Linked DNA regions of Homo sapiens: region 1 is linked to region 2. Evidence: chromatin loops called from intact Hi-C (ENCODE). Cell type or tissue: CD4-positive, alpha-beta T cell. All regions are shown on one strand. Links, peaks and the distances in the headings refer to the core of each region. The heading gives the core; the rest is flanking DNA. Region 1 overlaps PLXNB2 (plexin B2). Region 2 overlaps ARSA (arylsulfatase A).

The links. Peaks named below come from ENCODE experiments on the same cell type or tissue, not always from the same donor. Only the 100,000 strongest peaks of a DNase experiment are listed, where the experiment ranks them.
Region 1: it touches region 2 in a loop (2.8-fold over the local background); 10 of 110 quality-filtered maps call a loop at or near these places.

Annotation. Positions count from the first base shown.
Region 1 is chr22:50,270,669-50,279,736 of GRCh38, forward strand. It overlaps PLXNB2 (plexin B2), which reads right to left. Exons shown (of 37, transcript NM_012401.4): 27 at 8,962-9,068; 28 at 8,187-8,343; 29 at 7,928-8,028; 30 at 7,767-7,851; 31 at 7,449-7,603; 32 at 7,185-7,345; 33 at 6,923-7,070; 34 at 6,174-6,238; 35 at 5,961-6,036; 36 at 5,221-5,295; 37 at 4,311-5,140. The coding sequence ends at 5,036. Among named protein-coding and RNA genes, the nearest start is that of MAPK11, 4.8 kb to the left of the region's middle. RefSeq lists enhancers at 1,009-1,548, 1,549-2,089 and silencers at 1,052-1,401, 5,637-5,706. In CD4-positive, alpha-beta T cell, for the core only: a CTCF peak has its summit at 3,826; DNase peaks (open chromatin) are centred at 1,193, 3,893, 5,693 and 7,307; H3K4me3 peaks cover 641 bases.
Region 2 is chr22:50,610,645-50,624,526 of GRCh38, forward strand. ARSA (arylsulfatase A) reads right to left here. Exons shown (of 8, transcript NM_000487.6): 8 at 12,110-13,882. MAPK8IP2 (mitogen-activated protein kinase 8 interacting protein 2) reads left to right here. Exons shown (of 12, transcript NM_012324.6): 12 at 63-3,334. The coding sequence ends at 135. Among named protein-coding and RNA genes, the nearest start is that of ARSA, 11 kb to the right of the region's middle. RefSeq lists enhancers at 9,817-10,111, 11,715-11,834 and a silencer at 9,821-10,049. In CD4-positive, alpha-beta T cell, for the core only: CTCF peaks have their summits at 9,966 (motif pointing left), 10,169, 11,826 (motif pointing left) and 12,026; DNase peaks (open chromatin) are centred at 9,957, 10,447, 11,097, 11,897 and 1 weaker place; H3K4me3 peaks cover 2,890 bases; H3K27ac peaks cover 2,821 bases.

The sequences.
Region 1 (9,068 bases), core at 486-8,485, 350 kb before region 2:
CCTCCCCAACGAGGGAGAACCGTCAAAAGCGAAGAAGCCAGGGGTAAACCATGGGAAGTATTTTTCAAGACAGAAATATGAATAGCACCTTCTAAAGACTCGGCACTGGATAGGAAAATAAGCCGAAAGGCGTTGGGACAGGGCCGGCCTGGCTTTCTTGCGCAGGACCTGCAGGCCTTGGTCCGCGGTGCGCCCCGGGAACCTTCCAGGCCTCCTGCCCCGGCTCGCCCTGACCTCCCCTCTGAGAGAGGCGCGACCGCTGGACTGTCAGGACCAGGGACAGCGGCGTCACCCCGGGGCCTTCCTACCCACAAGCAGCGGCCCCAAACGGATCCTTTTTGCTGCCCAGAACCTTTCCTCCTCCTTAGCGGCCACCTCTTCTAGGAAGCCCACCCTGACTATCCCAGGTCCGAGGAGCCGCCTTTGGGTGCAGGGTCCTTGAAGTCAGCCCCGCGGGCGGGCAGGCGCGGGGGGCTGCCTTGGCGGTGACGGGGGCAGCGCCCCACTCGGCGTCTCTGCCGCGCTCGGGGCCGCACAGCTACTTTTATTCCCACTTGAAAGCGACCGGGGCTCGGCGGAGCATTGCTCCCTGGAACACCGGCCACCGACCTCCGCCCTGGTAGAGCCGTGGTGGGAGGCTTCGCGGCTGGGCGACCCCCTCCAGCGAAGTGAGAAATCAGGATCCCAGTGGCCCAAAACACTCCTTTTTTAAAACACTAAAATCCGAGTTTTAATGTCAAATCTGATTTTTATATATCGGCAACCAAATTAAAACAGCCAGCACGGTGCTGGCCACCGGACCCATGCGGACCGCGGCGAAGGAACGGGTCTCAGTCCCAGCCGCTCCGGCCCCTTTTGCATGACCAAGCCCCGTGCCTCAGTTTCCCCATTGGAAGCCGGCATCCGGCTGGGGGCCTGGCGCGGGCCCGGGGATGGCCCCTCTCCTCGCTCGGGCTGGGTTGGGGCGAGGACACGGGCAGCCTCCCCGAGGGCCCCCGCCCGGGAGCGCCTTTCACTGGGCCCGGCCGAGGCGGGCCGAGGTTTTGTGCAGAGTTAATGGAGCTTCAGCTAAAGGAGGAGGAGGCCGGAGCGCAGCCCCGGAGCTGTGGGAACCGCGGCCGCGGCCGCCGGGGGAGGGGAGCGGCCTTTGTCTGCGCCGCGGCCGGGCGGGGCGGGAGTCGGGTTCCCATGGCGACCGGCCCCGCCCCTGCGCCTCCCCGTGGACTGGGCGGCTCCGTTCTCGCCCCTAGGGTGGGGGACATGGAGGTGGGGAGGTGTCAGGCTTCCCCCAGGCGTCCGCCCGCAATCCTCGCGGCCTCGCTGCAGGCCCCGGCCGCTCAGCAGGTCAGGCGGGCGTGTGGGGTGGGGGTGGGGGCGGGGGGCGGTGGAAACGGGCCCCTCTCATCACTGAGCTGACCTGCCCCGGGAACCCCCTGCCTGCCCAGGCATTAGAGGTCCCGCCCATGTGCCTACTGGGGACAGTGTGGGGTCGTGGCACTGCAAGGGAGTGATCACTGAGGAGTTTCGGGTGGCGTCAGGGCCTGGAGGCCATCTTCCAGGAGAGGCACCTTCAGAGCTCGGCGGGGGCAAGGGAAGCCCCCCTGGAGGGAGCCGCCGGTGGAGGACAGTCCCAGGCCCAGAGGGGAAGCGGCAGGGGAGCCAGGAAGGGCCGGTGGCAGGGCAGGAGTGAGAAGCCCTGGGCCAGAGGCGCCTCTCCTACCCAGCTGATTCGCTGTGGCCCCTGAATACAGCAGGCCACCCCTTCTCCGTGCTCATGCCCCCACCCCACCCCCGCTGGTCCTGGCCACCCCTCCTCACTGGAGCTGTCACTGTGACAGCTCCTCTCTGGTCCTGCTGGTCCCTCCCAGCTGGCCTCTTCCTGCAGTCAGTGAACTTCCTAAAAGGCAAATCTGGCCTTGCTCACCGGGAGACCAGGCGATGGTGGTCGCGGAGCTGATTTAGCAGGGGACTTGTCCTGCCTGTAAGAAGCAAGCAGGATGTAGCCTTGGGCTGTTAAGCTACCCGCCACCTCTCCTCCCACCACTCTGGGAGGAAAATGGGACTTGGAAAGCACCAGGAAGGACAGGCCACCCCTCGTCTGTCGCCAGCTGACCACTCCAGCCCACCGCATGCACCCCAGCAGCTATGCCCAGCTTCTACCCGGTGCCTGCCCCCACCCAGATGCTGGACTGCTGGGCCTGCAGCCTCTCCCCAGCCCCAAGTTTCATGTGTGTGGGGTCTCACTGACCCTTCCCTTCTTTCCTGACTGCCCAGTGGGACAGGGAAGAGGTGGACTGCAGGGGTCTAGTACGGAAGCCAGGCCTCCAGGTTCCCAGCTCCCTACTTGAGACCTCCCGCTCAGCACTTAAGCCTTCGGTCCACCCCCTTGCTCTGATCTCCTGACCAGCCATGTCTCTGGGTAAGGGGGGAACCCAATGTCATTTCAGGGATCCTTGGAGCAGGGGATGTCAGTTGGCCTTGTACCCCTTTCTCTTGTGGGGGAGAGATGGCCACCCGTTTTTCATCGTGGCTTGAATGGAGCTGTGTGGGCGGCAAGCCACCCAGGCACCGAGGCAAGAGAGAGGACACGAGCTGTTGCAGTATAATAAAATATAAAACAAGAATAGTTATACCAGATATAGATCTTAGATATGATTATATATGAATATCATTAATCATTAGTTTGTAGCAATTACTTTTTATTCCAATATTATAATAATCCTTGCTCAATAATCATAGCCTAGGAAAAACCAGGCCATACAGAGATAGGAGCTGAGGGGACATAGTGAGGTGTGACCAGAAGACAAGAGTGGGAGCCTTCTGTTATGCCCGGACAGGGCCACCAGAGGGTTCCTTGGTCTAGCGGTGACGCCAGCGTCTGGGAAGACGCCCGTTACCAGGCGGGCCGTGGTCCAGCCGTAGCAAAAGGTGTCAAGGAACAACACCCACTACTTAGCAGACCGGGAAAGAGGGGGGGGGGTCTCCCTTTCCCCAGGGGAGTTTAGAGAAGACTCTGCTCCTCCACCTCTTGTGGAGGGCCTGACATCAGTCAGGCTTGCCCGCAGTTATCCAGAGGCCTAAACGTCTCCCTGTGATGCTGTGCTTCAGCGGTCACACTCCTAGTCCACTTTCATGTTCCATCCTGTACACCTGGCTCTGCCTTCTAGATAGCAGTAGTAAATTAGTGACAATACTAATAGTCCCTGATATGCAGAAATAATGGCGTAAGCTGTCTTTCTCTCTGTCTCCTCTCTCTCTCTGCCTCGGCTGCCAGGCAGGGAAGGGACTCCTGTCCAGTGGACACATGACCCACGTGACCTTACCTATCATTGGAGATGACTCACATTCTTTACCCTGCCCCTTCTGCCTTGTATCCAATAAATAACAGCGCAGCCCGACATTCGGGGCCACTACCGGTCTCCATGCATTGGTAGTAGTGGTCTCCTGGGCCCAGCTGCCTTTTCTCTTATCTCTTTGTCTTCTGTCTTTATTTCTACACTCTCTCGTCGCCGCACACGGAGAGACCCACTGACCCTGTGGGGCTGGTCCCTACAGAGCTGCCCCAGTCCAAAGGGGACTCGATCAATGGAGGCCTTGCCCATCAAGAGACCCCAGCCATGACGTGCCCAGGTGGGGAGACAGGCTGGGGCTGCCTGAGAATGGATCCTCGTGAGTGGGTTAGCAGTCCAGACCAGCAGAACCTCAGGATGTGTGCCTGGATCCAGCCACATTTGAAGCTGGGCCTTCACTTTGTGTCTGGAGCACCGAATGCCCTCTGCCTGGGCTGTCTGTATTCTTGGCACACAGGGGAGGCTCTGAGCCCTGCCCGTCCTGGTTGCTGCTGTTCCTAGCGCTCAGGACAGTGCATGCGTGGTGTGCAGCGGGCATTTGGTAAGAATGTGTTGCACGAAAGAAGCCACCAGATGGCACCAGAAGCAGTCCCACCTCCCACCCCCCCCACCTCCCCTCAGCACCTCTCCCAGCCCCCTCCACCTCCCCCCAGCACCCCTCCCAGCCCCCTCCACCTCCCCCAGTACCCCTCCCAGCCCCTTCCACCTCCCCCAGCACCCCTCCCAGCCCCCTCCACTTCCCCCCAGCACCCCTCCCAGCCCCCTCCACCTCCCCCCAGCACCCCTCCCAGCCCCCTCCACCTCCCCCAGTACCCCTCCCAGCCCCTTCCACCTCCCCCAGCACCCCTCCCAGCCCCCTCCACCTCCCCACAGCTCCCCTCCCAGCAGGACCCACAGAGCCCAGGGAAGGGGTGGTGGACAGGGGCACTGCAGCCCCAGGAGGAACACTCAGCCAACCCGCAGAGTGAAAAAGACGCTGTATTTGATTTACAATGAACAAGATTTACAAAAAGGGGTGGGGTGGTCTTGGAACTGCTCCCAGTCCCCCCGGACTGGGTGGGGCTCTAGGGCAGCCTGTCTGACAGACCAGGACCCCAGGATGTCTGGGCCCCGACGTAGGACTTGACCTACGTCTCACTTGACCTTTGACGTGGGGCCCAGCAGCCGTGAGTCCACCCAGAGTGCCGGCACCCTTGGGGAGGCCGGTGAGGTCAGGAAGGCATCGTACCGCTTTTTCTCCTCCTCCCATCTCGTGGTGGACAGACAGACATAGGATCTGGGAACTTGCCCTGGGGGCCACAGGCCCTCAGATCCCCCAGGGGCCCAACCTAGGGCATGGAGGCGGCTGCTGGTGCGTGGGCGGAGGCGGAGGCCAGCTGCCCCCAGCGTGGCAGCGTAAGGCACATTTTCAAATCACTGGAGACTCGACAGTGAACACCCGATGCTGGTTCTGCGGCCGGAGGGAGCTGGGGCTGGGGCTGGTGCTGGTGCGGTGCCCGGCGGTATTGCTCAGAGGAAGATGCTACAGTCTAGACGCTGGGCGGGTTCCGGCTGCACCCACTCCGGCTTGGGGCGCGTTCCAGGGGAGGGTGGGGGCCTCAGCCACAGCCACTCGGCCTCCTCCCCTGAGGGGCTCTCAGGTACCTCAGGTACCTATGTCCCAAGGCAGCACTGGAGATTGTAGGTCAGAGGTCAGTGACCTTGTTCTCCAGTGCAGCGGCAATCTGCTGCAGGCGGAAGGCCAGCTGCATCTTCTGGGCGGCAGGATCCTCCTCCAAGGCATTGATGATCTGAGGGAGGGTCGCATCAGAGCACACCGGGGGACCGCCCAGCACCCCACCTGCCCCCGCCCCCGGGGGCCTGACCCTACCTCGTCATAGTACTTCTGCGTGTATTGGTAGAGCTGGTGGAGTGCCACGAGGGTGTTCAAGGAGTCCGTGTGCGCCTGGGGGGTGACGGGACAGTCAGGGTGGAAAAGGGGCTGTGGGAGCCCCAGGGCTGGCAGGAGTAGTACGGGACGCCCAGGACGAGGCCTCCCCGGGGAAGCAGCTGGGGCCTTGGGCACAGCTGGCACTTGGGGCCCCCCATGTGGCACAGCCTCAGACAGACACCCACGCAGGCAGAGTTGTGCACATCCAACCATCTCAGTGTCTCCCTGTGTGACGCACGGCTGTGGATGGACCCACAGGGACGGGTGCTGTGAGCAGGGCTGTGGGTGGAGCCGCAGGGAGGGGGCGCTGTGGGCACGGCCGTGGGTGCAGCCGCAGGGAGGGGGCGCTGTGGACACGGCCGTGGATGGAGCCGCAGGGAGGGGGCGCTGTGGGCACGGCCGAGGGTGCAGCCGCAGGGAGGGGGCGCTGTGGGCACGGCCGTGGGTGCAGCCGCAGGGAGGGGGCGCTGTGGGCAGGGCCTGGCTCCAAGCAGGAGCAGCTCATACTCCCCACACGCAGCTGTGGCTCACTTCACATGGCCGAGCCCACCTCGAGGTCCCGCCCCACCCTCTCTCCCCCTCAGCACCACATTACCCCTGCCCTGCAGCTCAGGGCCAGGCTCAGCATGGGGTAGTGGGAGCGGGGAGGGCTGTGGGTGCGTCCCTGGTGGTCTCCTTACCCGGGAAATCTCTGCCAGGTGTGTGTTCATGTCCTGGTCGCTGACCTGCACCATCTGCCGGATCCCCTTGTAGTAACTGCAGGGGTGGGAGCATCATACAGTGTGGGCGGCAGGGACCACAAAGGGGGTGGTGGGGGAAACCAAGGCCTGAACCTCCCCGCAGGGGGTCGAGGGTGGGCATGGGGGCCTGGCCTGGAGGGCAGGCAGACTTACTCCTCCACCATCTTCTTGTAGGTGGAGATCTCCTTGGCGTACAGCAGCTTGTTGCTGGGAGAATCCTGTTGGGGACAAAACCCAGTGATGCCTGGCCAAGGGGGCCAGGCTGGGGCTGCTCAGAGTACCCCTGGGTAGCTTCCCCTGCCCCGAACTCCTGACACTTTCATCAAGAAAACTATGGGCCGGGCGCAGTGGCTCAGGCCTGTAATCCTAGCACTTTGGGAGGCTGAGGCAGGCAGATCACCTGAGGTCAGGGGTTCGAGACCAGCCTGCCCAACATGGTGAAACCCCGTCTCTACTAAAAATACTAGCCGTGCGTTGTGGCACATGCCTGTAGTCCCAGCTACTCAGGAGGCAGCGGCGGGAAAATCGCTTGAACCTAGAAGGCGGAGGTTGCAGTGAGCAGAGATCGCGCCACTGCACTCCAGCCTGGGCGACAGAGAGAGACTCCATCTCAAAAAAAAAAAAAGAAAACTACTTATTTTGTGATCTGTAGTAAAACTCAGTTTCTCTGCTCGTGTGCTGTGGTGAGAGGTCTCAGGAGGAGAGAGGGCAAGGGCTCTCGGGATCTCCCAGGCTCTGCCGGGCCCCTGTGCCCCCAGCCTCCGCCACCCGTCACCTCCTACATCAAGGGCTCCAGCCCAAGATATTCAAATCCACACCCCAGACAAGGTCCCAACTCACAAGATGCCTCCTGGGGACAGACCCAGGCCTCCCTGCCCCAGACCTGCCCCCACCCCACTCACGCGGCTCAGCTTATGCTCCGTGCGCGTGCAGGCATCCATGAAGGTCTGCGCGATGACTGACAGCGAGGCGTCCACCACCTCGTGGACATGCACGTCAAAGATGAAGTGGGGGTTCTTGAGGATGTTCACCCAGAACCGGAGCGGTAAGCTGAGGCAGAGCAGCAGGGAATGAGAGCCGGGGCTGGGCCGCGGGGTGGGTGTGGAGCCTCCCAAGTGAGAGGCGGAGCCGGGGCTGGGCCGCGGGGTGGGTGTGGAGCCTCACCTGTTCGTCTTCCAGATGTGGATGGTGTCTTCATCCTGGATGTTGTGCTTCTCTGCCTGCTCGTCCAGGAAGTCGAAGAAGTACTTGACTGCAGGTGGCACCGCGTGCCCAGGCGCCAGCACGCTCTGGAAGAAGTTGTCCACAAACTGCTGCAGTGTGCCCTGTGGGGGGGAGGGTCTCAGCGTGACGCCGTGGGCGCGGCTCCTGGGGGGGAGGGTCTCAGCGTGGCGGCCTGGTGCCGCCCACACACCCATGGGGGCCCACCTTGACTGAGAGCAGCCGCGTCAGGTAGATCTCGGTGATGGCCTTCGTCCGCTCCTTCTCTTTCACGCTGCCTCTCTTGGACTTGCCCTCGTCCACCTCGTCGGTCGGCCGCACCAGGTGCCACACCCGGTTCTCCTCCTCCAGGAGGGCATGGCCTGTGGGGAGCGGGCACTGAGGGACCCCTACCCAGGTCTGGGGGCCTGGGTCCCACAGGGAGCAGTGGTGGCAGGGTGGGCAGGGGTGCATGTGTCCAGGGCAGACATGGTCCACGCTGACCACCAGGGGCTGGAAGGAAACGGGCAACAGGGAGGGACTCACGCTCCCCAGGCAGGTCCTGCTGGCTGTCCTCCGGCTGCTGGGAGACCCCCACCTTGGACAGGATGAGGGTGGCTCCATCCCGGACCTGGGGAACACGGCGGTGAGGGTGGGCTGTGCCCCCAGGGTGCCCAGTTCTCGCCCGCCCCGGCCTACACGCTCACATTGTAGTGCATAAGGGTGTTGACGCGCTTCCACCGGCCCTCCCGCTGTGACGTCAGGTCCAGGTCCGACAGGATCTGCGCTGTGGAGCCCGGACGCCACTCTGTGGGAAGAGACAGCCCAGCTTGGGCCCCAGCCACCCAGGTTCCTCCCACTGCCCACCACTCCCATATGAGAAAGCTGGCCAGGCAGGATACCGCCCCAGGACACAGGCCAGGCACATGGGCGCCTGTGTGCAGACGGGCAGGGGCCGGCACTCACCCAGGACCACGCTGTCTGGCCTGGGCCAGCAGGAGCAGGGCTGCCCACGGTACACCTGGTCAATGATCTTCTCCTTGACCTGGGAGATGGTGTCACAGTTGAGGACCTTCACCGGGATGGCGTCCACTCCCTCGTCCTGCACGATCACGCTCACCGTCTGCCGAGACATCCGGGATGAAGCCCAGTGGGAGGCCCTGCTCTTACCTGCACCATGCAGGAGCCACTCCCTGCCCCGCCAGCTTTGCCCACCACAGCGGCACCCTTGGGCAGCAGGCCCCCGCCAGCCCGGCTCCGAGCCCCCGAGGCTTCCCAGATGACCACACTCTGCCCTTCCCCTGCCTGCTCCGGCTCAGCAGGACAGAAAGACGGGGACGGCTCAGAACCGCTCACTCAGGCTGTCACGCAAGCTCATGGAAGCACATGTACAGACACAGAATACACACGTCTCACACATGCACAGGCTCCTGCCACACCCACTGGTCATGTATGCACAGAACCCTGGACACACCTGGTGTGCCAGGCCCTTGTATGGCCTCCAGGAGGTGGGGGCGCCCGGGAAGAGCTGATGCGGGGCCCGCACACTTAGAGCCTCCAGAGCCCACAGCCACCAGCACCCAGGCCCCTCCCTGAGGCCGAGTTAGAGCAGGCTGTAACTCGAATCCACAGAGGAGGTGGACGGCCTCTGGCCTGTGGGTCCCATCTGTGGCCAGGGGATGCCCAAGCTCCTTAGCCCAGATCCGAGGCGCCCATGGCGGCCCCCACCCCAGAAGCTCACCAGGGGTGCGTACTCCACATCATCCCCCAGCAGCCCCGTGTCGTTGAGAGTGTACTTGGCCTTCTTCTGTACCGCATCCACCGGGCCCTTTTCCACCTGATGTTTGA
Region 2 (13,882 bases), core at 5,787-13,786:
GAAGGCAGTTTGGGGGTTGAGGACCGGCCCTGAGTGGCTGGTGGAGGACCGTCTTTCCCCAGCCGCGCCTTCCTGGAGTACTACCAAGAGCACCTGGCGTACGCCTGCCCCACGGAGGACATCTACCTGGAGTAGCCTGCCCACCGCTCTGTCTCCTGGCCGTCTGCTCCAGGCGCAGCTGGGGCTGAGGATGTCTCAAGAGGCCACCATGGCTTTGGCAAGGACTGGATTGGGGGGACATGGGACCTTACGCTTGTGGGGGTCTGCGGGCTGGGAACTCTCGTCCTCGGTCCCCAGGGCGCAGCTGTTGGGGCTGCGGGGGAGTGGAGCCCCCGTGCCCCTGCTTTTCCTCAGATCCGTTCTTTCTCTGTGTTGTCCTCCTCCTTCCCTTCCCAGTCTCCCTTTTCTCTCTCCTGGTGTCTCTGCCCCTCTCTGTGCCTGCAAACCTTATCCTCTATTCTTCACTTTGGGGTCAGAACTTCGGGGGTGTGGAGGAGGTGCGGCTCTAGGGACAGGTAATGTCGGCTTCCAAGTGATGCCCTCCTGCCACTCCCCTGCGATTTATAAGGGAATTTTAATTTTTATAGTGAATCTCAAGGGATCATCCCATCCTTGACCACAGGGACAAGAGGGGCCCCCTCGCCCCAGCCCCACCCCACATGGAGCTCAGGGGGAAGCAGGGAGGGGTTCCCAAAAGAGCCCTGCGGAGGCTAGGAGTGGTTCTTGATGCTCACCTGAAGCCCCTAGACGCTGCTAGGAGGGGGGGCCCTCCTGGGCCCCCAATACCCCTCCGCTTGCCGCTGCTAGCGCACCCCTGCAGTCCAGCGTGCATCCACCCCACGCACGCCCCGTGCTGTGTTCCTGGGCCCTGCCCATGGCCTCAATAAACTCTCTGCTTGGTGTGACATTGGCTGTTTCTAGAGGGTGCTAAGACATGGGGCCAGGTGCCCAGGGGCTGCCCATTGTGGTAGGGACAGAGTCCCCAGTGGCGGGAGTGTTGTGGCAATCTCACCCTTTTAGCTCTTTCCGAAATTGTGCCGGGGGTCCCTGCGGTGCTGCTCTGGGGCCTTATCTGAGGTGCCGTATCTAGAAGCACCCTTGGGAATTCTCCCTAGATACACTCGATTGGCCACAGAGGAATCCGAGGCTGTGCAATGGGGTGTCCTTTCCACGTGCACGGACTGGGGGCCAGCACGGCTCAGGTCAGTGTGTAGTGGGGGCATGAACTCCTTGAAGAACAATCTGGCCGGGCACGGTGGCTCACGCTTGTAATCCCAACACTTTGGGAGGCCGAGCCGGGGCGTATCACCTGAGGTCAGGAGTTTGAGACCAGCTTGGCCAACATGGTGAAACCCCATCTCCACAAAAAATACAAAAATTAGCTAGGTGTCCTGGCGCACACCTGTAATCCCAGCTACTCAGGAGGCTAAGGCATGAGAATCGCTTGAACCTGGGAGGCGGAGGTTGCAGTGAGCCAAGATTGCACCACTGCACTCCAGCCTGGGCGACAGAGGGAGACTCCGTCTCAGAAAAAGGAAAAGAAAAACAATCTACTTAGATCTTAAAATGGATATTTAAAAAATTCTCCAGAGAAAGCCAGAAGAAAATAGGTGACTTTTTCACTATGTGCTTAGGTGACTGCAGATGCCCGGCAATGTTCCCTCCCAGGCCCTCCTGGGTGAGCCCGCCTCCCAGGCAGGGGTCAGCATGGCCGGGGTCCCTCTGTCTGAGCCCAGGATTCGTGCAACACCAGGAAGACAACAGTTGAAGGTTCCTTAGTGAGCTAAGGGAAGTATACACAAACTTACTACATAAACATTAGAAAGTGCTGTCCGTAAAAAACACGTCTTCACAGAGCCAACAAGCAGAGAAATAGCTGCCCAGTGTTAGGAAGTGCATCATGATCCAGAGGTTCAGCCCGTGTGCAGCGCACAGACCTGAGGCCCCAGAGAGACCGAGGACGCAGACCAGTGGCACGACGGAAACGCAGAACGTTTATGAGAAAACTTTCCTACTAATTGAGATAAAGCTGTAAAGAGGCAGATAGCCCCACTGGGTGTGTACGTTTGAAACTTGTGCCCCCTGGGCTAGGGCATTCGGGGTGTGGCCCTCAGTCCCCTGTAGCTGCTGCCTGGAAACCGCTGCCACCCACCCACCTCCTCCCTCTGCTCTTCCACTCAGGTGAGAATTCTCCAAGCCCTGCCCTCCGGCGCCCCCGTCCCGCCCCTGCCCGGCCTGGCCCCGCCCCTGCCCGGCCCCGCCCCCCAACGTGTCTTCAGGTCTCTTTCCCTCCAGCCGGCCCTTAGGACGGCTGTTGGACGTGCTCGTGAGTCCTTCGCCTGTCTGCCTTCCACCTCTCTGCAGCTCCTTCTCCAATCTCATGGTCTTCTTGAGCTTGGCCGCCCTCCACGCCCCATGCTGGGCTTGGTCGGTTCTGGGGTCTACCTCTCTGGCTTCATCCCTCCCACAGTTTCGAGGGTTTCCCTGTGCTCAGGCCCCTGGCAGCCGCCCCCTGTGCAGACCACTGGGCAGATCCAGCTGACCTCCAGGGGCACTTCCTCGGCTCATCACTGGGCCGGTGCTCTGCAGAATGAGCTGTGAGAGCCACTGTGGCTGGCCAGAGGGTGCCACTCACAGTCACTTCAGACTCACAGGAGCCTTCGTCCCGACCCCTGCATTCATCTGTGTTCTGTTTTATGTTTTTTCCCAGTCACCTGAGCTGCAGGCCTTGGTCACCCCAGACTCCTCCCTCCTGTCACCCTTATCCTCACCCCAGCACCTTTACGTCTGCCCCAGGCTCCATTTCCCCCTCTTCTGCCTGGATCAAACCACCCTGACTTTCCTGGGTCTTCGTGCAACAGCCTGCTCCGGCCGCTGCCTCACTGCACCTGCAAATCCACTTGCACCCACACCCAGGCCAGGGTTTTTAAACAGAAGCCTCAGCAGATCCCTCTCTCTGGCCAGCTCCCTGTTGAACCAGGAAGCAGGTCCCTGTTGAACCTCAGCATGACCCGCCCCCACCCCTGCATCCCACTTCTGCTCTGGGAGCCTCTGGGTTCCTGGGCGCACCTGCTGCCCTTCCCTGTTTGTCACTGGGTGACCTCCCGTCCTTGTGGGCGCTCCCGGGCCCTGGTCTCGGGCCTTCTGAGGACTTGCTCTCCTGGTAGCGGCTGCTGACTGTGAGCCCAGAGAGCAGGCGTGGCTGTTGACCTTAGGTCCTCCCAGAACCTGGCGGATCGCCTGGCTCCCAGGCAGGAGGCGCTGCATGACGCCTCCAACTTCCGCCAATCTAGCCCAAGGATGGCGTTCTAAATAAAACGCGTTCTACAGAAAAGTGTTTATTGCATTCTTCTTTGAAATAATGTAAGCATAAAAGTAATCTGAATATTGACCAATAGGGTTAATTGATTAAGGTATATTTACCTAATTGAAATATTGGGTAGATGTGAAAAAAAGTTCCAATGTTTGTAATTACACAGAAAATTTCTGTTATGCTATTAAGTGGAAATAAATTTCTGGGCACAGCAGCTCATGCTACTGTGTAATCTTAGCAATTTGGGAGGCCAAGGTGGGCAGATCCCTTGAGTCTGGGAGTTCGAGACCAGCCTGAGCAACAAAGCGAAACCTCTATCTCTACAAAAAAAAAAAAAAAAAAATACAAAAATTATCTAGGTGTGGTGGCACACACCTGTAGTCCCAGTTACTTGGGTGGGTAAGGGAGGAGGATAGCTTGAGCCTAGGAGGTTGAGGCTGCAGTGAGCCATGATCATGCCACCACACTCTGGCTGGAAAGAGCAAGACCCTGTAACCACAATGAAAGAAAAGAAGAGAGAGAGAGAGAGAGAAAGAGAGAGAGAGAGAGAGAGAGAGATGAAAGAAAGAAAGAGAAAGAAAGAAAATAGGCAGGGTCATATGTAGCATTCTAGAAACTATATGTTGAAAAATGCTGAAACACAAAAAATGTTAAAAGTCATTTTTGGCCGGGCGCAGTGGCTCATGCCTGTAATCCCAACACTTTGGGAGGCTGAGGCAGGCGGATCATGAGGTCAGGAGATCGAGACCATCCTGGCTAACACGGTCAAACCCCATCTCTACTAAAAATACAAAAAATTAGCCGGGTGTGGTGGCAGGCGCTTGTAGTTCCAGCTACTCGGGAGGCTGAGGCAGGAGAATGGCATGAACCTGGGAGGCGGAGCTTGCAGTGAGCCAAGATCGCGCCACTGCACTCCAGCCTGGGAGACAGAGCAAGACTCCGTCTCAAAAAAAAAAAAAAAAAAAAAAAAAAAAAAAAAAAAAACCACCTCATTTTTGCTGAAGTTGAGCTGAGGGTGTTTCTCTTCCTTTTTTTCCTGCAGCAAATATGTCTTAATTTTTTGAAGTATTATTTGCTACTTATTAGAGACCTCCAAGTGCAAATGGAAATATCCACAGAAAAACTAAAGATAAAAAAGTTAAGATAAATTAATCAAACTCAAACAAAAAAGTTATTTTGGCTACAATAAAAATACCACCCCATAAGGTTATCATAAGGCTTAAATGAATCTGCCAGTCAGACAGGCCAAGGGTAGTGCTTGAGTAAGTTATTATTTTTATAAACACTATAAAAGTAGGATTTCCCTATTTTTAAAAATATTACTTTCCCTGGCTGGGCGTGATGGCTTGCACCTGTAATCCCAGCACTTTGGGAGGACGAGGCGGGTGGATCACCAGGTCAGGAGATCGAGACCATCCTGGCTAACACGGTGAAACCCCGTCTCTACTAAAAATACAAAAACAAAATTCGCTGGGCATAGTGGTGGGCACCTGTGGTCCCGGCTACTCGGGAAGCTGAGGCAGGAGAGTGGCGTGAACCCGGGAGGCGGAGCTTGCAGTGAGTGGAGACCGCACCACTGCACTCCAGCCTGGGAGACAGAGTGAGACTCTGTCTAAAAGAAAAAAAAAAAAATTACGTTCCCTATAAAGAGTAACACATATCATAGACATTTTGGAGACTGCAGATGATAGAAGAAAGGCTAAAATCAACTGTATTTTTATGGCCCAGAGATAACTGTTTCTAATATTTTGGTGTATTTTTTCCAGTCTCCCTTCTACTTGAGGGTTGAAGGCAGAGGGAGGTTAGGGGAATCAAGAAGAATTTAAGGCAAAAGATAAAAGCAAAATAGCAGAGGTCGCTGCAGGCATACCTTGGAGATTTTGCAGGTTTGGTTCTAGACCACCACACTAAGATTGCAACAACGTGAGCCACACAAATTTTCTGTTTTCCAGCGTATATAAAAGTTATGTTGGCCAGGAATGGTGGCTCATGCCTGTAATCTCAGCACTTTGGGAGGCCAACGCAAGCAGATCGCTTGAGCCCAGGAGTTTAAGACTAGCAGGGACAACATAAAAAAACCCGGTCTGTATATATATTGTATACCTGTATATTTTATAGATATACACGTATGTAGTATATAGATATACATGTATATAATATATATAAATACATGCATATTTTATATATATATATATATATTAGCTGGGTGTGGTGGCATGTGCCTGTAGCCCCAGCTATTCAGGAAGCTGAGGTGAGAGAATTGCTTGAGCTTGGGAGGTTGAGGCTGCAGTGAGCTGTAATTACACCACTGCACTCCAGTGTGGATGACAGAGTGAGAACTTGTCTCAAAAAAAAAAAAAAAGTTATGTTTCCACTATACTGTAGTCTATTGAATGTGCAATAGCTTTTAAAGTATATACCTTAATTTGAAAATACCTTATTGAGCCTGGGCACGATGACTCACAACTGTAATCCCAGCGCTTTGGGAGGCCGAGGTGGGTGGATCACCTGAAGTCAGGAGTTTGAGACCAGCCTGGCCAACATGGTGAAACCCCATCTCTACTAAAAATACAAAAAAAAAAAAAAATAGCCAGATGTGGTGGCAGGCGCCTGTAATCCCAGCTACTTGGGAGGCTGAGGCAGGAGAATTGCTTGAACCCGGGAGACAGAGGTTGCAGTGAGCCGAGATTGCGCCATTGCACCCCAGCCTGGGCAAAAAGAGCAAAACTCCATCTCAAAAGAAATAAAATAAAATAGGGCCGGGCTTGGTGGCTCATGCCTGTGATCCCAGCACTTTGGGAAGCCAAGGCGGGGGGATCACGAGGTCAGGAGATTGAGACCATCCTGGCCAACATGATGAAGCTCCATCTGTACTAAAAATATAAAAAATTAGCCAGGCGTGGCCAGGCTCAGTGGCTCACACCTGTAATCCCAGCACTTTGGGAGGCTGAGGCAGGCGGATCATGAGGTCAGGAGATTGAGACCATCCTGGCCAACATGATGAAGCTCCATCTGTACTAAAAATATAAAAAATTAGCCAGGCGTGGCCAGGCTCAGTGGCTCACACCTGTAATCCCAGCACTTTGGGAGGCTGAGGCAGGCGGATCATGAGGTCAGGAGATCGAGACCATCCTGGCTAACACGGTCAAACCCCGTCTCTACTAAAAATACAAAAAATGAGCCGGGCCTGGTGGCGGGCACCTGTAGTCCCAGCTACTTGGGGAGCCGAGATCACGCCACTGCACTCCAGTCTGGGTGACAGAGCAAGACTCCGTCTTAAAAAAAAAAAAATTAGCCAGGCGTGGTGGCACGCACCTGTAGTCCCACCTACTCTGGAGGCTAAGGCAGGAGAATCGCTTGAACCCGGGAGGCGGAGGCTGCAGTGAGCCAAGATCATGCCACTGCACTCCAGCCTGGGCATCAGAGCGAGACTCTGTTTTGAAAAAAAAAGAAAACACCTTATTGCTAAAAAAATGCCAGTGATCATCTCCACCTTCAGTGAGTCATAATCTTTCTGCCGGTAGAAGGTACTGCGTCAGTGTTGATGGCTGTTGACTGATCGGGGTGGTCGTTGCTGAAGGTTGGAGCAGCTGTGGCAATTTATTAAGACAATGAAGTTTGCCACACTGACTCTTTCATGAAATATTTCTCTATAGCATGTGACACTGTTTGATAGCATTTTATTCATAGTAGAACTTCTTTCAAAATTGAAGTCAACCCTCTCAAACACTGCTGCTGCTTTATCAACTAAGTTTATGTAATATTCTTTTTTTTTTTTTTTAAGAGACAGGGTCTTGTTCTGTCACTTAGGCTGGAGTGCAGTGGTACAATAATGGCTCACTGCAGCCTCGATATCCTGGGTTCAAGTGATCCTCCCACCTTAGCCTCCCGGGTAGCCAGGACCTAAAGCAAGTGCCACGGTGCCTAGCCAACGTTTTTTTGGAGAGATGAGGTCTCACTATGTTGTCCAGGCAGGTCTCAAATTCCTGGTCTCAAGCGATCCTCCCACTTCAGCCTCCCAAAGTGTTGGGATTACAGGCCTGAGCTACTACACTCGGTCCTGTGCAATATTCTAATCCCTTGTTGTCATTTCAACAATGTCCGTAGCATCTTCACCAAGAGTAGATTCTATCTCAAGAAACCACTTTCAGCCAGGCACGGTGGCTCATGCCTGTAATCCCAGCAATTTGGGAGGCCAAGGCAGGAGAATCACTTGAGCCCAGGAGTTCAAGACCAGCCTGTGCAACATGGTGAGACCCCCATCTCTACCTAAATAAATAAATAAATAAATAAACAAGAAAATTTAAAAAAAACTTTCTTTGTCCATAAGAATCAATTCTTCATCTGTTCAAGTTTTATCGTGAGATGGCAGCAATTCAGTCACATCTTCAGGCCCACGTTTAACTCTAATTCTCTTGCTATTATGATACTTTCAACACATTTGCAGTTACTTCCTCCACTGGACTTGTCACCTCAAAGTCATCCATGAGAGTTGGAATCAACTTCTTTCAAGCCCTGTTAATGATGATGATATTTTGACCTCTTCCTGTGAATCATGAGTATTCTTTTTTTTTTTTTTTTTGAGACAGAGTCTCACTCGGTTGCCCAGACTGGGGTGCAGTGGCGCGATCTCGGCTCACTGCAAGCTCCGCCTCCCAGGTTCACGCCATTCTCCTGCCTCAGCCTCCCGAGTAGCTGGGACTACAGGTGCCCGCCACCGCGCCCAGCTGATTTTTTGTAATTTTAGTAGAGATGGGGTTTCACCGTGTTAGCCAGGATGGTCTCCATCTCCTGCCCTCGTGATCCACCCGCCTCGGCCTCCCCAAGTGCTGGGATTATAGGCGTGAGCCACCATGCCCAGCCTAGCATCTTTCTTAAGGGCCCTGGGATTTTCAGAATGGTAAATGAGCATTCAACTTAAAGCCACCAGCTGCATTAGCCCCTAACAAGAGAGTCAGACTGTCCTTTGAAGCTTTAAAACCAGGCATTGACTTCTCTCTAGCTATGAAAGTCACAGATGGTGCCGAGTGCGGTGGCTCACACCTGTAATCCCAGCACTTTGAGAGGCCGAGGCAGGCAGATCACCTGAGGTCAGGAGTTCAAGTCCTGCCTGGCCAACATGGTGAAACCCCATCTCTACAAAAAATACAAAATTAGCCAGGCCTGGTGGCGCATGCCTGTAATCCTAGCTACTCAGGAGGCTGAGACAGGAGAATCACTTGAACCCGGGAGGCGGAGGTTGCAGTGAGCCGAGATTGCGCCACTGCACTCCAGCCTGGGCAACAAGAGCAAAACTCCGTCTCCAAAAAAAAAAAAAAAATTGCGTACACTGAAGATCTATTGTTTACTGTAGCCACCCTCATCACTTACCTTAGCTGGATCTTCTGGAGAGCTTGCTGCAGCTTCTCCATCAGCACTTGCTGCCCCACCTTGCACTTTTACATCATGGAGACAGCTTCTTTCCTTAAACCATATGAACCAACCTCTGCTACCTTCCAGCTTTTCTCCTGCAGCTTTCTCATCTCTCCCAGCTTTCACAGAATCAGAGGGAATTAGGGCCTTGCTCTGGATTAGACTTTGGGTTAAGGAAATGTTTTGGCTTGTTTGATCTTCTATGCAGACCACTTAAACTTTCTCCTTAAACAGCAATAAGGCTGCCACAGTTTCTTTCTTTGTTTTTCTTTTTTTCTTTTCTTTCTTTTTTTTTGAGACAGAGTCTTGCTCTGTCGCCCAGGCTGGAGTGCAGTGGCACAATCGTGGCTCACTGCAACCTCCGCCTCCAGGGTTCAAGTGACTCTCCTGTCTTAGCCTCCTGAGTACCTGGCATTACAGGCGCACACCACCACACTTGGCCAATTTTTTGTATTCCAGTAGAGACTGGGTTTCACCATGTTGCTGCATCCACAAGGAAGGCTCTCGGCCTTCACACAAAGGAGCCAAGGAGGCTGGAGGGGGCATAAATAAATGCACTCCCCCCTTCATTACTACTGACCCCCTGCACCAGGCTCAGGGCTGCAAAAGGGAGGGGACACATCAGACAGCTGAGAGGCAGTGTCCAGGGTGCAGCAGGGGGTGAGGTTAGAGTTGAATCAACGCCTGGGGCCAAAATACATAATTTGCATGAATGTGGAGAACAATGTGGTGTGTGCCCGCCCCCCAAACCCTAAACTGATAGCATTGGCTACCTGGGACTGAGATGAGCGGGCATTACTTGAGTTTCTCTAATGAATATGCATTACTTTCGTAATTAAAAATATTCAGAGGTGCCAGGCACAGTGGCTCACGCCTGTAATCGCAGCACTTTGGGAGGCCGAGGCAGGCGGATCACCTGAGGTCGGGAGTTTGAGATCAGCCTGACCAACATGGAGAAACCCCGTCTCCACTAAAAAATACAAAATTAGCCGGGTGTGGCGGCACATGCCTGTCATCCCAGCTGCTCGGGAGGCTGAGGCAGGAGAATCACTTGAACCTGGGAGGCGGAGGTTGCGGTGAGCTGAGATCGCGCCATTGCACTGCAGCCTGGGCAACAAGAGCGAAACTCCGTCTCAAAAAAAAAAAAAAAAAATTCAGAGGTGAATTTAAACATTGTTCCATTGAAACGTTCCCTGGGCTCCCCCTTCTGGTCACTTGGGGGACAGACGAGCACACAGCCAAGGAGGGGCCACAGGGAGGGGAGGGGAGTTTCCCTGCAGGAGCCCCCTCTTACCCTGTCGTTCACGCAATCACTTGGGCGCCGGATATCCCCTCTTCCTTCCTAACGCACCTGAGGGGAAACCACAGAATCAACTTGTTTGTTTGTTCTGTCCATTTCAAAACACTCTTAGCCCCTTCGAGAGGACACTGAGCTCCCTGAGGAAGCTGCTCTGTGGGAATGGATGGCTGCCAGCCTGGTGAATAGATTATCTTAGGCTCACAGGAAAGGGGCTGTTTTGTAAATCAACAGTAACAGTGTGTATGTCACTGCAAATATGCACGTATATGCATGCTTGTGTGCACGGGTGAGTCCTTGTGTGTTCACGTGCGCACGTCCCCGGGGGGCACGTATCCCCGGATGCATGTGTATGTGCCTCCGTGCACGTGAATGTGAGTGTGCATGCGTGCGTATTTCTGTATGCATACACATGTGCACATACGCATACGTGTACATGCCTGTGTGAGGAGGGTGCATCCGGCTCAAACAGCTAACTGGTGAAAAGCATTTCTGAACACAAACAAATCAGAGCAAAACCAAAAGCGGAATGGGGGAGTGGAAAAATCCTTGGGTGCAGAGTGCATTTGAACACCCTCCTCAGAGCTCATTTATCTTTCCACCCCCACCTCTTGGTTATGTTCTTGTAAGACCAGGTACCCTTCGTTTGTAGCGTTTATTATGGTTAGATTGTTACTGAAATAGAAAATACGCAATGACGTCATAAAGTGTGCACAGCTTGCGAGTGTGGGTTGATCGCTTTATACATATGCATGCATCATGTTATGACCCCTTAAGATTTGGAAGATTTGTAGCACCCACAGGTTCTCTGGTGTCCCTGGTCAGGCAACTCCACACACCCCACCCTACCAGAGGCAGTGACTTCAATCACACTGAAAATTTCAGGTGCATCTGACATCCCGGGATTAAGCTCATCTCCTTTGCTAGACTGTAAGCCCGGTGAGTGCAGAGTGGGTCTCCTCTGACAACCCCATGCCCAGCACTGCACGGTGCTGATGCATAAACACGGGTGGGATTAACTCAGTTATGCACACTACCCAAGTGAGAGGAAGTGGAGCAGCAGAGCTGGAGGAGGTGCCTGAAGACTGTGGTTGGGTGTTAGTATTCATTTAGTTCTTGCTAGAGGGTTTGGTCTTTCGTGTGATACTGGAATCATGCCTCCAGTTCAGTTCCTCTCTGCCCTCATCTTGAACCACAGCGCTGTTTGAAATGCTTGTTCCTCGGTGCCGTAAAGAAACAGCACTTGAACATAAATTTAATTTTCTTTTATACTTTCTGCAGAAAGGGTACACTCGCCAGCAGTTTTGCCGTGAGAGTACACCGAACAAAAGGGGACAGGGTCATTTGTAACCTGATGCGTCCACCTTACTGCCGTGTCCGGTTTCCATCGGCTGGAACGGGACCTCACGTTCTGTATTTGTCCCGATTGGCTAGCAACTTAGCACTTTTTAAAAGAGGAAAAGAGAGAGGAGAACAAAGGAAGGAGGAAGTAACTTGTGGAATGATGAGAAAGGTAAAAACACCTTCAAATAAGGAAGAGGAACAGGCTGTGACGTAATGCTTGCTTGGGCCAGTTTAAGCATGCCAGGGCAGATATTTAGGCTAAATTGTGGGAGCTAAGAACATAAAGGACATTGAGTTCTTTATTCGGCTAGCAGTTATTTAAGAATGTTAGTACAGGTCTTTGAATAAATTTTGCTTTTAAGAGAAGTTACTATTTACTCCTAGATGGGGAGGAAAGTCTGAAGAGGAACCTCTGCTTCACTTTCTACAGCGCCACCTGGGGCCAGCACCTCCACTCGGACCACAAGTGCACAAGGGCCCCCCTTATGCCAGCATCAGGGGCTGCTGGGCACCCCAAGGAAACCACCACCTTATGGGGGTGATTCCAAACACAGCAGGATTTGGGGTGTGGTCAATGCAGCCCTCAAACCAGATGAAAAGGGATGAAACGGTTGCGTGGAGAGTCCTCAGCACACTGTCTGACACCACAGGCTCACGCAGGCACATGTGCCCGCCACACAACCATTCATAGGCCACATTCCAGCAAGGCTTTTGGCTGCAAATAACAGAACCCTCACTAGCAGTGGCTTCAACAGGCAGGGTTTATTTTCTTACGCTTGGAGCTCTCCAGGTAGGCAGCTGGAGACACTGGGTTAGCAGCTGCCCAGTGTCCAATCAGGGCCTGTGACGGCTGCGCAAGGTCCTCACCCCCAGGGCTGCCCCAGTCGTTCACTACCAGGACTCCTGGTCACAGGCTACTCCTGAACCAATCACTGGATTGACTGGCTCAGGCTGGTCACCGCCCTCCTTGGAGAGAAAGAGGCTGCAACTCCAAGATCAAGGGACCTTTGCCCAGCACTGAAAAATGGGAGCCCATTAGGAAGGAGGTGGCTGTTTGGTAGCAACGAACGGTGTCTGCCACGGGGAGGTGTCTGAACGCCCGGAAGGTGTGCTCCTCTCACTTGGCCAACACTGAGGGAGCACCTGGCGTGTGACTGGCCACCTGGGCATGCACGTGGGCCTGACGTCAGTGTGCCATGCTGCACAGACACGGGCAGGTGCTCAGACAGTCCCTCCCTGCAGAGGAGGCCAACAATGGAGGCAGAGCGTTGCCGTTGAAGGGAACAGCCAGGCCACCCCCTAAGACTGGGGGGAAGGGGGTGTGGGTGGAGGCCTCAAGGGCAAACTGGGTCACTGTAAGGGGTTTGGATTTTCTTCTGAGAAGCCTGCGAAATTTTGAGCAGGAATAGATGCTCAAGCCCAGCCTGATGTTTTATTTGTTTATTTGCAGACAGGGTCTCACTCTGTCCCCGAGGCTGGAGTGCAGTGGTACAATTATAGCTCACTACAGCCTCGACCTAGTGGGCTGAAGTGATTCTCCCACCTCAACCTCCCAAATTGCTAGGACAAATGCTACCACGCCTGGCTAATTAAAACAAATATTGTTGGCCAGGTGTGGTGGTTCACACCTGTAATCCCAGCACTTTGGGAGGCTGAGGCGGGTGGATCACCTGAGGTCAGGAGTTTGAGACCAGCCTGGCCAACATGGTGAAATCTTGTCTCTATTAAATAAAAAAAAATTAGCTGGGCATGGCAGCACACACCTGTAGTTCCAGCTACTAGGGAGGCTGAGGCAGGAGAATCCCTGGAACCCGGGAGGCGGAGGTTGCAGTGAGCGGAGATGGTACCACTGCACTCTAGCCTGGGCGACAGAGCGAGACTCCGTCTCAAAAAAAAAAAAAAAAAAAAAAAAAAAAAAAAAAAAAAAACAAAAACAAATCTTTAGAGCTGGGGTCTCACTATGTTGCCCAGGCTGGTCTGAATTCCTGGCCTCAGGCATCCTCTCACCTCAGCCTCCCAAAGCACTGGGAATACAGGAGTGAATCGCCGTGTGCAGCCTAACAGATTTTTTGTTTTTTGAGACAGAGTTTTTCTCTTGTTGCCCAGGCTGGAGTGCAATGGTGCGATCTCGGCTCACTGCAACCACCGCCTCCCAGGTTCAAGTGATTCTCCAGCCTCAGACTCCCAAGTAGCTGGGATTACAGGGATGCACCACTACACCTGGCTAATTTTGTATTTTTAGTAGAGATGGGGTTTCTCCATGTTGGTCAGGCTGGTCTCGAACTCCCGACCTCAGGTGATCCACCCGCCTCGGCTTCCTAAAGTGCTGGGATTACAGGCGTGAGCCACCGTGCCCAGCCAACAGATATTTTTAAGAGATCACTTTGTCTGCTGGGTGGAGAATCGTTAGTAGTGGGTCAAAAGGTGAAGGCAGGAGACAGAAGTGTGGGCACAGGTGAAATGCAGAGGCCTGGGAGGGTGGAGGGGCCCCAGAGGAGCCGTCTCAGGGCCTGCTG